2 separate regions of the Homo sapiens genome follow, and region 1 is linked to region 2. The links are chromatin loops, found by intact Hi-C in ENCODE. Cell type or tissue: MCF 10A. All regions are shown on one strand. Each heading gives the region's core, and the rest is flanking DNA. Links, peaks and the distances in the headings are about the cores only.

Evidence for each region. A loop is a pair of places that touch in the nucleus more often than their neighbours do. Peaks named below come from ENCODE experiments on the same cell type or tissue, not always from the same donor. Only the 100,000 strongest peaks of a DNase experiment are listed, where the experiment ranks them.
Region 1: it touches region 2 in a loop (7-fold over the local background); 2 of 110 quality-filtered maps call a loop at or near these places.

What each region holds. Positions count from the first base shown.
Region 1 is chr7:117,947,046-117,952,438 of GRCh38, forward strand. No RefSeq gene overlaps it. Among named protein-coding and RNA genes, the nearest start is that of CTTNBP2, 76 kb to the left of the region's middle. RefSeq lists an enhancer at 3,591-4,790. In MCF 10A, for the core only: no CTCF peak of the experiment used is centred there; a DNase peak (open chromatin) is centred at 2,376.
Region 2 is chr7:118,102,743-118,108,135 of GRCh38, forward strand. No RefSeq gene overlaps it. Among named protein-coding and RNA genes, the nearest start is that of LSM8, 79 kb to the right of the region's middle. In MCF 10A, for the core only: a CTCF peak has its summit at 2,289 (motif pointing left); no DNase peak of the experiment used is centred there.

The sequences.
Region 1 (5,393 bases), core at 130-5,129, 160 kb before region 2:
GATTTCAAGGACCTATTACATCAGTAGCATTTTTAGGATCCAGGGGTCTAAAATATTGCCTTCAAATAAAGGAGAAATTATTGTATCTTTCATCTCCCACTACAAAGAAAGAATTGTTATGTTTGACAGGCCTGCTCAGAGTCTGAGCCAGCATATCCTACACCTGGGCATACTACTCTGACCTGTATTCCAGGGGACCTGAGAGGCTGCCAGAGCTGAGTGGGCCCCAGAGTAGGAACGGGCTCTTCAGATGATATAGGCAAGTGGCCTGCTATGAGGGTCATGCAAGTTAGCAGACCCTATTGTCTTAACGTCATTAATCATGGGAAAGGGGCCACAATTGATGATTCCTTTCATGACAAGACCCAACGGAAATGGCAATGCAGATTCCTAATGCCATGTCATGTGCAGAGAACAGTTAAACACTTATCCAGAAACAGCTCCTGTCATACTATGGGGTAGAGTTGGAACACCCAATCATGGAACATTAACTTATCCTATGGCTAGAATTGTCATTATGAGCTGAACCCTGTCAAACCTACTAAGGTTCAGGAAGGTCCCACAGCAATCTATCTTAACACAAAAATGATACATCCTGAATTGAGCCCAAGCGAGACCAGAGTGTATAAGCAAGCTGTACAGCAGGTGGCTCAGAACCCCCATGTCACCTATCAATGTGTTCCAGTGCCTCTCCCCAAGTTCACTCTTTTTTTTTTTTTTTTTTTTGAGATGATGTCTCGCACTGTCACCCAGGCTGGAGTGCAGTGGCACAAACTCAGCTCACTGCGACCTCCAACTCCCAGGTTCAAGCGATTCTCCTGCCTCAGCCTTCTGAGTAGCTGGGATTACAGGTGCCTGCCACCACGCCCAGCTAATTTTTTGTATTTTTAGTAGAGATGGGGTTTCACCATGTTGGTCAGGCTGGTCTTGAACTCATGACCTCGTGATTCACCCACCTCGGCCTCCCAAAGTGCTGAGATTACAGGCATGAGCCACCGCGCCCGGCCCCCGAGTTCACTCTCACAGCTGTAGGGGGCATCTCATGCTCAGCTGATAGAAGAGGTTCAAAGATGGAATGGCTCAGCATGTAGGTGTAAGTCAGAAGCGGATTGTAGTTGCTTTATAGCCTGACTTGGGTGTGGCCAATGGGCCGCACTTTGGTGCAACAGGTTATTAACTTTATAAGCAAAGAGAACTGTCGCAAGGGCACAAGACACACAGGCAGTGGAAAATGTTTTGGCCAGCTGAAAGGGGTCTGTAAAGAGAAAGATTGTAAGGTTGGAAACAAGGAGGCATGTGGATGAATATATGGGAGTGAGCACATTGTGTGAAGACTTTTCTATCACATGCAATATCTACTGGAAAGTACCCATCACTGAAGAGGCACTTCACAGCCAGGTAGCCAAAAACAATTCAGACAGTTGACACCAACTAGCCACTGTCATTGGCCATGTAACACTGGCAAAAGGAGGACAGGAGTGGAGTTGCCATGGTAGCAGGGCCTAACAACATGGATCCAATAGCATCCACTTCTGCTTACCTTGGCCAATCTATTATTGCCATTGCCAAATGTTCCAGCAACAGAGAACAACTCTACATCTTTACGTAGCATCATCACTAAATAAACCACTTGTTGACAAGTTGACTACATTATGCTCCTTCAGTCTGGATGGGCTGGCGATTCATTTTGACAAGAGTAGACATATATTCCTGGTATGGGTTTCTTTTTCCTGCTCACTGGACCTATCCAAGGTCTTACAAAGTGTTTGATCCACCAGCATAAGTTTCCAGAGAACACTGCATCAGACCAAGAGCCCTACTTCACAGCAAAAAAGGTGTGAGGGTGAGGCCATATCACATACTTTACCACCTAGAAGGTGCTGGCCTGGAAGAGCAATGGCCCCTCCTGCTGAAGGCACAGCTGAGAGGATTACCCTGCTGAAGCACCAGCTCAGAGGACAGACGACCATACTCCAGGATGCAGCGCACACTCTGAATCAGCAAGTATAATAGGAGATTGTGTTCTCAACAGGTAGAATGCATGGGCAAGGACTGAGGGGTGGAAGCAGGAGTGGCTTGTTTACCACCGCTCCCCAGCACCCATTTGAGGAGTTTGTGCTTCCCATCCCGACAACTCTGAGCTCTGTGTGTCTAGGGGTCCCGGTTCCAAAGGAGGAACCCTTCCACCAGAGGACACATCAAGAGTCACACTGAACTCTAACTGCTACTGCCACCTGGGCACTGTGAAGTAATCATCTTGTCAGGGTTAACTGAAACTGAAGTTAGGCTAATGCTTCACAACGAGGGCAGGAAGAAATATGTTTGTTCTTACATGAGTCAGTTGAGTGTCTCTTTAGACAGCAACCATGGTCTGCAAAGTGCACAGTGCTCAAGGAGCTCAGATTTCTAAAGGATGCAGGACTGAGTCATGCCACTGGGTGAGCCACTGAGACCAGCAGAGATGCTAGCTGAAGGTGAAGGAGATCAAGAATGGACAATGTGAAGGGAGATGGTGAGTATAAATTGAGTTGCAGCAGCAGTGGAGCTGTAGTTCACTCTATTAACTTTCTCTTTTTAAATTTCCTCCAGAAAAAGAAGTGCACCAGTGTCCTGAAGGAGTGACTCCCAGAATTTATACAAAGAATTAGATCTGAACTGTACAGGGGTACATTGGAGTAGATGTTGTGATGTGCCCTCCACCTCCCCCTTCAGGAATGATGCAGACTTATTCCCTTACCTGCTGGGATTATTATCAGAAAACAGCCTTGGATGTCACCTTTGTTCGGCATTTGCCCTTGTCAATGTCATGCTCCCTTCTAAGGAGAGCCTACATCCAATGACTGGTTGATGAAGGAGTAAAAAGTATCCAGCCTCTGTGCCCCAACCTGGCATCATTCTGGAGGACCGTCAAAGCTGCAAAGATCCCTGTGGGTGTGGCTGATGTGTCACTTGAGAGTGTATCACAACCCAGCTAATTTCTCTGCTTACACTGCTTCTTTCCTTAGAGGTTGAAGGTCTTACAGTGAAAGTAAGAGGATTATGAACTCGGCTCAGGACAACTCTTTCATAAAAGGAATTATTAATGTGTTTTAATGCCAGATACCTTCAAAAGGGTTTTTGTCACATTTAAAATTATCGTGGGAAAATTTTTATACATTAACCTGGTGTCTTTACGGTATTAATTTTTTTTTTTCTTTTGGAGACAGAATCTTGCTCTGTTGCCCAGGCTGGAGTGCAGACTGCAGTGGTGCCATCTCAACTTACTGCAACCCCCACCTCCCGGGTTCAAGCAATTCTTGTGCCTCAGCCTCCCGAGTAGCTGGGATTACAGGCACAGGCCACCATGCCCAGCTAATTTTTTGTATTTTAGTAGAGACAGGGTTTCACCATGTTGCCCAGGCTGGTATCGAACTTCTGAGCTCAGGCAATCCACCTGCCTTAGCTTCCCAAAGTGCTAGGGTATTAAATAGGGAAATGACACTAAAAGAATAATGCATTGTTATATCATCAGGAGTTCAATCTGAAGGGGGCAAAGGATGCATAAGTAAGTTATTGTAACGTTACCATCACTCCCCAGTGGCTGGCATGGTAGGGCTGGAAGAATGGGAATATGTTTCCAAGGTCCAGAAGGAAGAAAAGGGCACTATGGGCAGTGGGAATAGCACAGGCCAAGCACAGAGGCGGAAACATGCAGCAGGTTACAGGGTGTGGCTGGAACGCGGAGTGCTGAAAGGCTGCAGATGAGCTTCAGGCTGGAGATGAAGAATAAATGAGTCAATCAAATAGGCCCACAATGCCAGCTGCAACTGAAATTCAGTCCAAAGTAAAGCAGTGCTGTTTGGAACTAGCAATTTCAGCCACAACTATCTTACAGACTTGCAAATTAGCTAAAAGCTGACTAAGGTGCTTTGGATTGAGCCAAGTATTTTTAGCGACCTTTATCAATAAGCAAGCACATTGTTAACCAAGACTGGGAAGTAGGAAGTATGTGTAGTTTATGACTTTAACTGATACCTGAATAGCATCTGTGGTTACAGGCATGGACTCTGGAGCAGGCTGCATCGGGTCAAATCTTGGTCCCCAGATGTACTTCCTGTGTGACTAAGGATACTTCTTTAACTTATTTGCACACTACTGTTAATCTCTAAAATGAGGATAACATATACCTATCTCAGGGTTGTTGTGAGAACTAAGTAAGTTACTATATGTGAAGTACTTAGAACTATGCTTGATACATATTAAGCATGAGAGAAAAAGAGAAGAGATGGGAGATGGAAGGAATGGAAATGCCAATGAGTTAGCAAGGAGAAAAATTATTCCCTGTGAGTGATCAGACAGTCATAACTAAAGGTATCGTTTCATCCTTTTTCCAAGGAATACCTGAGCTATGACTATGCTAAACAATTGTTCTTACATGATTCACTTGAGTGTCTCTTTAGACAGCAACCACGATCTGCAAAGGGTACAGTGCTCAGGGGGCTCAGATTTCTAAAACATGCGGGACCGAGTCATGCCACTGGGTGAGCCACTGAGACCAGCAGAGATGCTAGCTGAAGGTGAAGGAGATCTAGAATGGACAACGTGAAGGGAGATGATGAGTGTAAATTGAGTAGCAGCAGCAGTGGAGCTGTAGTTCACCCTATTAACTTTCTCTTTTTAAATTTCCTCTGGAAAAAGAAGTGCACCAGTGTCCTGAAGGAGTGACTCCCGGAATTTATGCAAAGAATTAGATCTCAAGTGTACAATAACTGAATTGTACAATACTATCAAGTGTACAATAACTAAATTGTACAATAGTATCCAAGCTCCCCATGGGCAGTGCAACCGGCCAGTGTACATCAATTAATCTCACCACCAGAGGCAAATGTGTCAGAATGCTCACTGTGACTTGCTCCAACCCACTGAAGCAACTGCACTTCCTATGTTTGAATTGGGTCATATTTCAGTGCGTCTGTGACCCACTACCTATTTGTGTTTCTATTCTTGGATATTTTAAAGGTTTGTCTTGAGGGGTGGATGGGGGAGACCATGTAGGCCTGTAGTGGAGTTTTTTGTTTTGTTGGGTTTTGTTTTGTTTTTTAGAGCCTGAAGACCAGGAGCAGAATGCCCTCATTTTACACAGAGAGACACTGAGGAAGGAGGACTTTGGTACCTCTGAGCCAGGCAGTGGCGAAGAAATTTAGAAATATGTCTCTCCTGGATGTTTTTGCTTGTATATGTGTCAGCATTTTACTGACTCAAACATAAAATTGAGCTTTTATTTACTTGGGGCAAGCCATTATTCTATAATATTTGATGTGTCTAACTCATTTAAAATGAAAGGGAAATGGAAACAGTACTTTAAAATGAAAATAGGGTTTCATTGTTCTTAGCTTCAGTATTCTTTAACTGCT
Region 2 (5,393 bases), core at 237-5,236:
ACCCAGAGTAGCTGTGAATGTGATATTTGGAAATAGGATGTTTACAGAGGTAATGAAGTTCAGATGATATCGTTAGGAGGCGCCCTAATCCAATATAACTGGTGTCTCTATAAGAATGACTTTCTTCACAGAATTGGAAAAAACTACTTTAAAGTTAATATGGAACCAAAACAGAGCCCACATCACCAAGTCAATCCTAAGACAAAAGAACAAAGCTGGAGGCATCACACTACCTGACTTCAAACTATACTACAAGGCTACAGTAACCAAAACAGCATGGTACTGGTACCAAAACAGAGATATAGATCAATGGAACAGAACAGATCCCTCAGAAATAACGCCGCATATCTACAACTATCTGATCTTTGACATACCTGAGAAAAACAAGCAATGGGGAAAGTATTCCCTATTTAATAAATGGCGCTGGGAAAACTGGCTAGCCATATGTAGAAAGCTGAAACTGGATCCCTTCCTTACACCTCATACAAAAATCAATTCAAGATGGATTAAAGACTTAAATGTTAGACCTAAAACCATAAACACCCTAGAAGAAAACCTAGGCATTACCATTCAGGACATAGGCATGGGCAAGGACTTCATGTCTAAAACACCAAAAGCAATGGCAACAAAAGCCAAAATTGACAAATGGGATCTAATTAAACTAAAGAGCTTCTGCACAACAAAAGAAACTACCATCAGAGTGAACAGGCAACCCACAAAATGGGAGAAAATTTTCACAACCTACTCATCTGACAAAGGGCTAATATCCAGAATCTACAATGAACTCAAACAAATTTACAAGAAAAAAACAAACAACCTCATCAAAAAGTCGGCGAAGGACATGAACAGACACTTCTCAAAAGAAGACATTTATGCAGCCAACAGACACATGAAGAAATGCTCACAATCACTGGCCATCAGAGAAATGCAAATCAAAACCACAATGAGATACCATCTCACATCAGTTAGAATGGCGATCATTAAAAAGTCAGGAAACAACAGGTGCTGGAGAGGATGTGGAGAAATAGGAACATTTTACAGTGTTGGTGGGACTGTAAACTAGTTCAACCATTGTGGAAGTCAGTGTGGCGATTCCTCAGGGATCTAGAACTAGAAATACCATTTGAACCAGCCATCCCATTACTGGGTATATACCCAAAGGACTATAAATCATGCTGCTATAAAGACACATGCACATGTATGTTTATTGTGGCTCTATTCACAATAGCAAAGACTTGGAACCAACCCAAATGTCCAACAATGATAGACTGGATTAAGAAAATGTGGCACATATACACCATGGAATACTATGCAGCCATAAAAAATGATGAGTTCATGTCCTTTGTAGGGACATGGATGAAATTGGAAATCATCATTCTCAGTAAACTATCACAAGAACAAAAAACCAAACACCACATATTCTCACTCATAGGTGGGAATTGAACAATGAGAACACATGGACACAGGAAGGGGAACATCACACTCTGGGGACTGTTGTGGGGTGGGGGGAGGGGGGAGGGATAGCATTAGGAGGTATACCTAATGCTAAATGACGAGTTAATGGGTGCAGCACACCAGCATGGCACATGTATACATATGTAACTAACCTGCACATTGTGCACATGTACCCTAAAACTTAAAGTATAATAATAATAAAATAAAAATAAAAAAAGAAGAGAAATGCACAGACACACACCATGGGATGATGGAGGCAGAAATGGAAGTGATGCACCTATAAGCCATGGAATGCCAAGGATTGCTGGGAATACAAGAAGCTAAGAAAACGGCATGGAACAGATTCTGCCCTAGAGCCTTCAGGGATAGGATGTCCCTGCTAACATATTGATTCTGTTCTTCTAATCTCTGGAACTGGGAGAAAATAAATATATGTTGTTATATGCAACCCAGTTTGCAGTACTTTGTTACAACAACCCTAGGAAATGAATATGCTCCATGAATAATTACTGAATAATAAATTAACAGATTGTTTCTACATGAGCCTCAGGGATCAATTCAAGACCAGTGACTGGATTTTAGAGGAAGAAGGTTCTTGCTTCTTCCCATCAGGAAGAATTTGTATGAAGAAAATTCAAGACATAGGTTGCTATTTGGACACTATTCTAAATTCCATAGTTCTAAAATATAATTTTTATTTCATATTAACAAAATAGCGAATCATTATTTGGATGTATAAGCTTTGCAACCTAAAACCCACTGCAATGAATGTAAGCAAAAGCAAGATGGTATGGTTTTAGTGAAGTTAGGTAATAACAGCACCATCTACTGGTATATGAACAACGCTATGACTGATAATATTTGTGCAAGTTGTTTGGAACAGCACATAATAAGTATCAATAAAAGTTGGTTTTCTTTCTTTTCTCCTTGCTGGAAGGTAAAATAAAAATAATACTATTAGTGTCTTAAAGTTTCCAAATTCAATTTATTTAAAATAAATCCCTATATGTGAAAAAGGTAATTAATGAAATATACAAAATTCATTCTGCTTTAGATGTAGTATATCTGATTAGAGTAGAAAGGATTGCAATTTGTGTACAACTGTGACAAAATATAAGATTATAATTCAATTAAATATATACTGCATACTTACTATGAGTAAAAATATGCAAAGTGGACATATAAATATGAATGAGTTTCCAGGAAACATTTAGAAGCAAACATCATATTACATACTGTTATTGGTTTTTGACCTGAATTTTATGAAATAATAGACAACAAAATTATATCTAATCCCCAGCCCAAATAACTCATGGGGAATGATTATGTTTGTGCTGCATGGAAAGGTTAGCCCATTCTTTCAACAGTTTAAGAAATTATAGTCACAGATAGAAAAGAGCAATGACTGATACCTGTTTATTTAAAATATGCCCCTAAACCAGGCTGGAACCCAGAAATATTCGGTATCCAGAAGTGTTTACCCAAATTCACAAATCTTTCAGATTGTGTCTGTACAGAGTTGCTGACTGAAGTAATCTGTTCTAACAAGGCTTCTGTACTACCCTTTAGGTTGCTCCAATAATACTTTCAAAAAGCAAGGAAGTTTTTTTCTTGAGAGAAAATTTCTACACAGTGAAAAGTTTATTTCAATAATTCTGACGTTTGGAACTAAATAATCTTTGAAACTGAAGTAGCAAAATAGATACTTAAACACTTACATAGTTTTTAGCTACACATTATAAATTCCCTTTTTGAAAAGTTCCCTTAATGGGGTCCCCACACTATTCTGCTCTCACCATGAAAAAGTCTAAAAACAGCACAGTAATTAAAATACAGGTGAGAAAAAAAAATGGTTAAACAGGTCTGATATTTCTTTAAGGGTAGTAAACTTTAGTGCACATTTATTATATTGAGATGTAATACATAGGTTTTAGAATCAAACACGCAAAGATTCAAATTCTAGCTCTGATGTTCACTAATTTGGGAAGTTCACTTCATTTCCAGGAGTCTCATGTGTAAATTAGTGTAAGTAATATCTATATGCCAGCATTGTTGTAAGTGTTAAATTAGATCCTACACATAAAGCATCTGTCACATAGGGACACTTAAATATTGAGTGTCCCCTTTCCTTTCTTGAGGAATAATTGGGGGAAGGGCAACAGGAGGAATCAAAATATTAGAAATGTTCATTGTATGATTTTGGCTAGCTTTCTCTCTCCTTTCTTTTTCTTCTTTTCTTTTTTCCTTTTCTTTTCTTTCTTCTTTTTTGTTTTATAGTGGACAATGTGTATAGCTGGCTCCAGGGATGGGAGGGCACCATCTCTGCCTCTTACTTATTTAATTTTTGATAAAAATTATGTGGCTATAAAATAGACTACATTTTTCAGATACAGATATCTGAGATTAAGTGAAGGATGGGTGAATGCGATTGCATTGAAATATTTCACAGTTCAACAATTTCAAAAGCATGTTTGCACATAATCCCACCCACTCCATTATGTGTCTGCAGTAACACATGAATATTTGAGGCAGAGCCAGGTACATTGCTAGGCTTGGCATAAGAATACCTGGCAAACAGAGTTTGGGTAATTTAAGACTTCATGTTTCCCAGTCATCATATAGGCCTCCTGACAGAATGCTGTAAGTGGATAGTGTCAACACCAGAAGACTGCTAAGGAAAATAAAGACAAATCTAGGAGTACTGTCATGGTTGGTTTCTCACCAAGTGCATGGGCTTCCACAAGTTTGAAATTTATCATTCAATAAACATTTATTAAGCACCAACTTTGTGGTAGACTGTATGGTTGCTAGCTAGAATACGGCAGTAAACAAAGTCAGTGTGGTTCTTGGCATCATGGAACATATGGGCCATTCTAGTGTCAGAAAGTTAGTTCTTAAAAAGGTGATTAGGACAGTAACAATAAAAGAAGACTGGATAAACCCATGAACATACCTCAAGGTGAGTAGACATCCACTGAAGATACCTAAAATATCTGATGACAATTATGCTTTTGCAATAAAATGTATATGAACATGTAGCCACAACTATCACTTAAATGGGTAAAATAAACCATGAAGTTTAGAATGGTTGGAAGATTTCCTGAATATAAAACCTTCTACATAACAGATCTCTTATTCAGGTGATTCTTGAAAGCCTGATGGTCACAGTTTGTTTAGAATTTAGAATTATCATTTTCTGGAGACCTAATTTCAGGAATCCAGGATTCCAAGCATGAGTGTCTTTTTAAGTTGGCTTTTTAAAGATAAAATATCTAGATGATTTGTATACCTGATATCTCTGTTTTCTGGTTTTGAATTGTCAAGTGTGTTAACTGACATCAAAAGACACAGTATCAGACTCAAAGTAATAGAACTACAGCCTGTAAAATTAAGGAAGATGATATCAAGAATATTTAGGTATATCAAGTAGAGTAGTTTTTCTGGGCAGAATAAGATCAATATATATTTAAATCAATATGAAGGAGGCTTTCTTTGGCTGTAATTCACAGGCTCATTTATCTGCTGTCTGCCAATTATTGAAAGCACCTTAGTTGGCTTTTCAATGTTTCTAGTCATTTCTTAGTGTTCTAAAATTTTTTTTTCTATATTGCCTGAGAAGAATGATAAAAAATTATATTTGCACAGCTGCATCCTGTGTTGTCAGCATTAAATACTTACAGATGTCTTTTTTCCAATCAGAAATAAGTAATTTTCTAAATTATTTCCAAAATAAAAACTCTTCTTTAAAAAAAAAAATCTCAACTTCTAGATAGCCATGGTTTGAATTTAAATATGAAAATCTTTTTGCTTCGAAGTTTATCTTCCAAACATGCAAATTTTATAAACTGATTTCTGATACAAGTAGTGTCTGGAAATACTAGTTTTTATCTATAAACATAATTATTAATAATATCAAGTGATAGTTTTCAAGGATACTT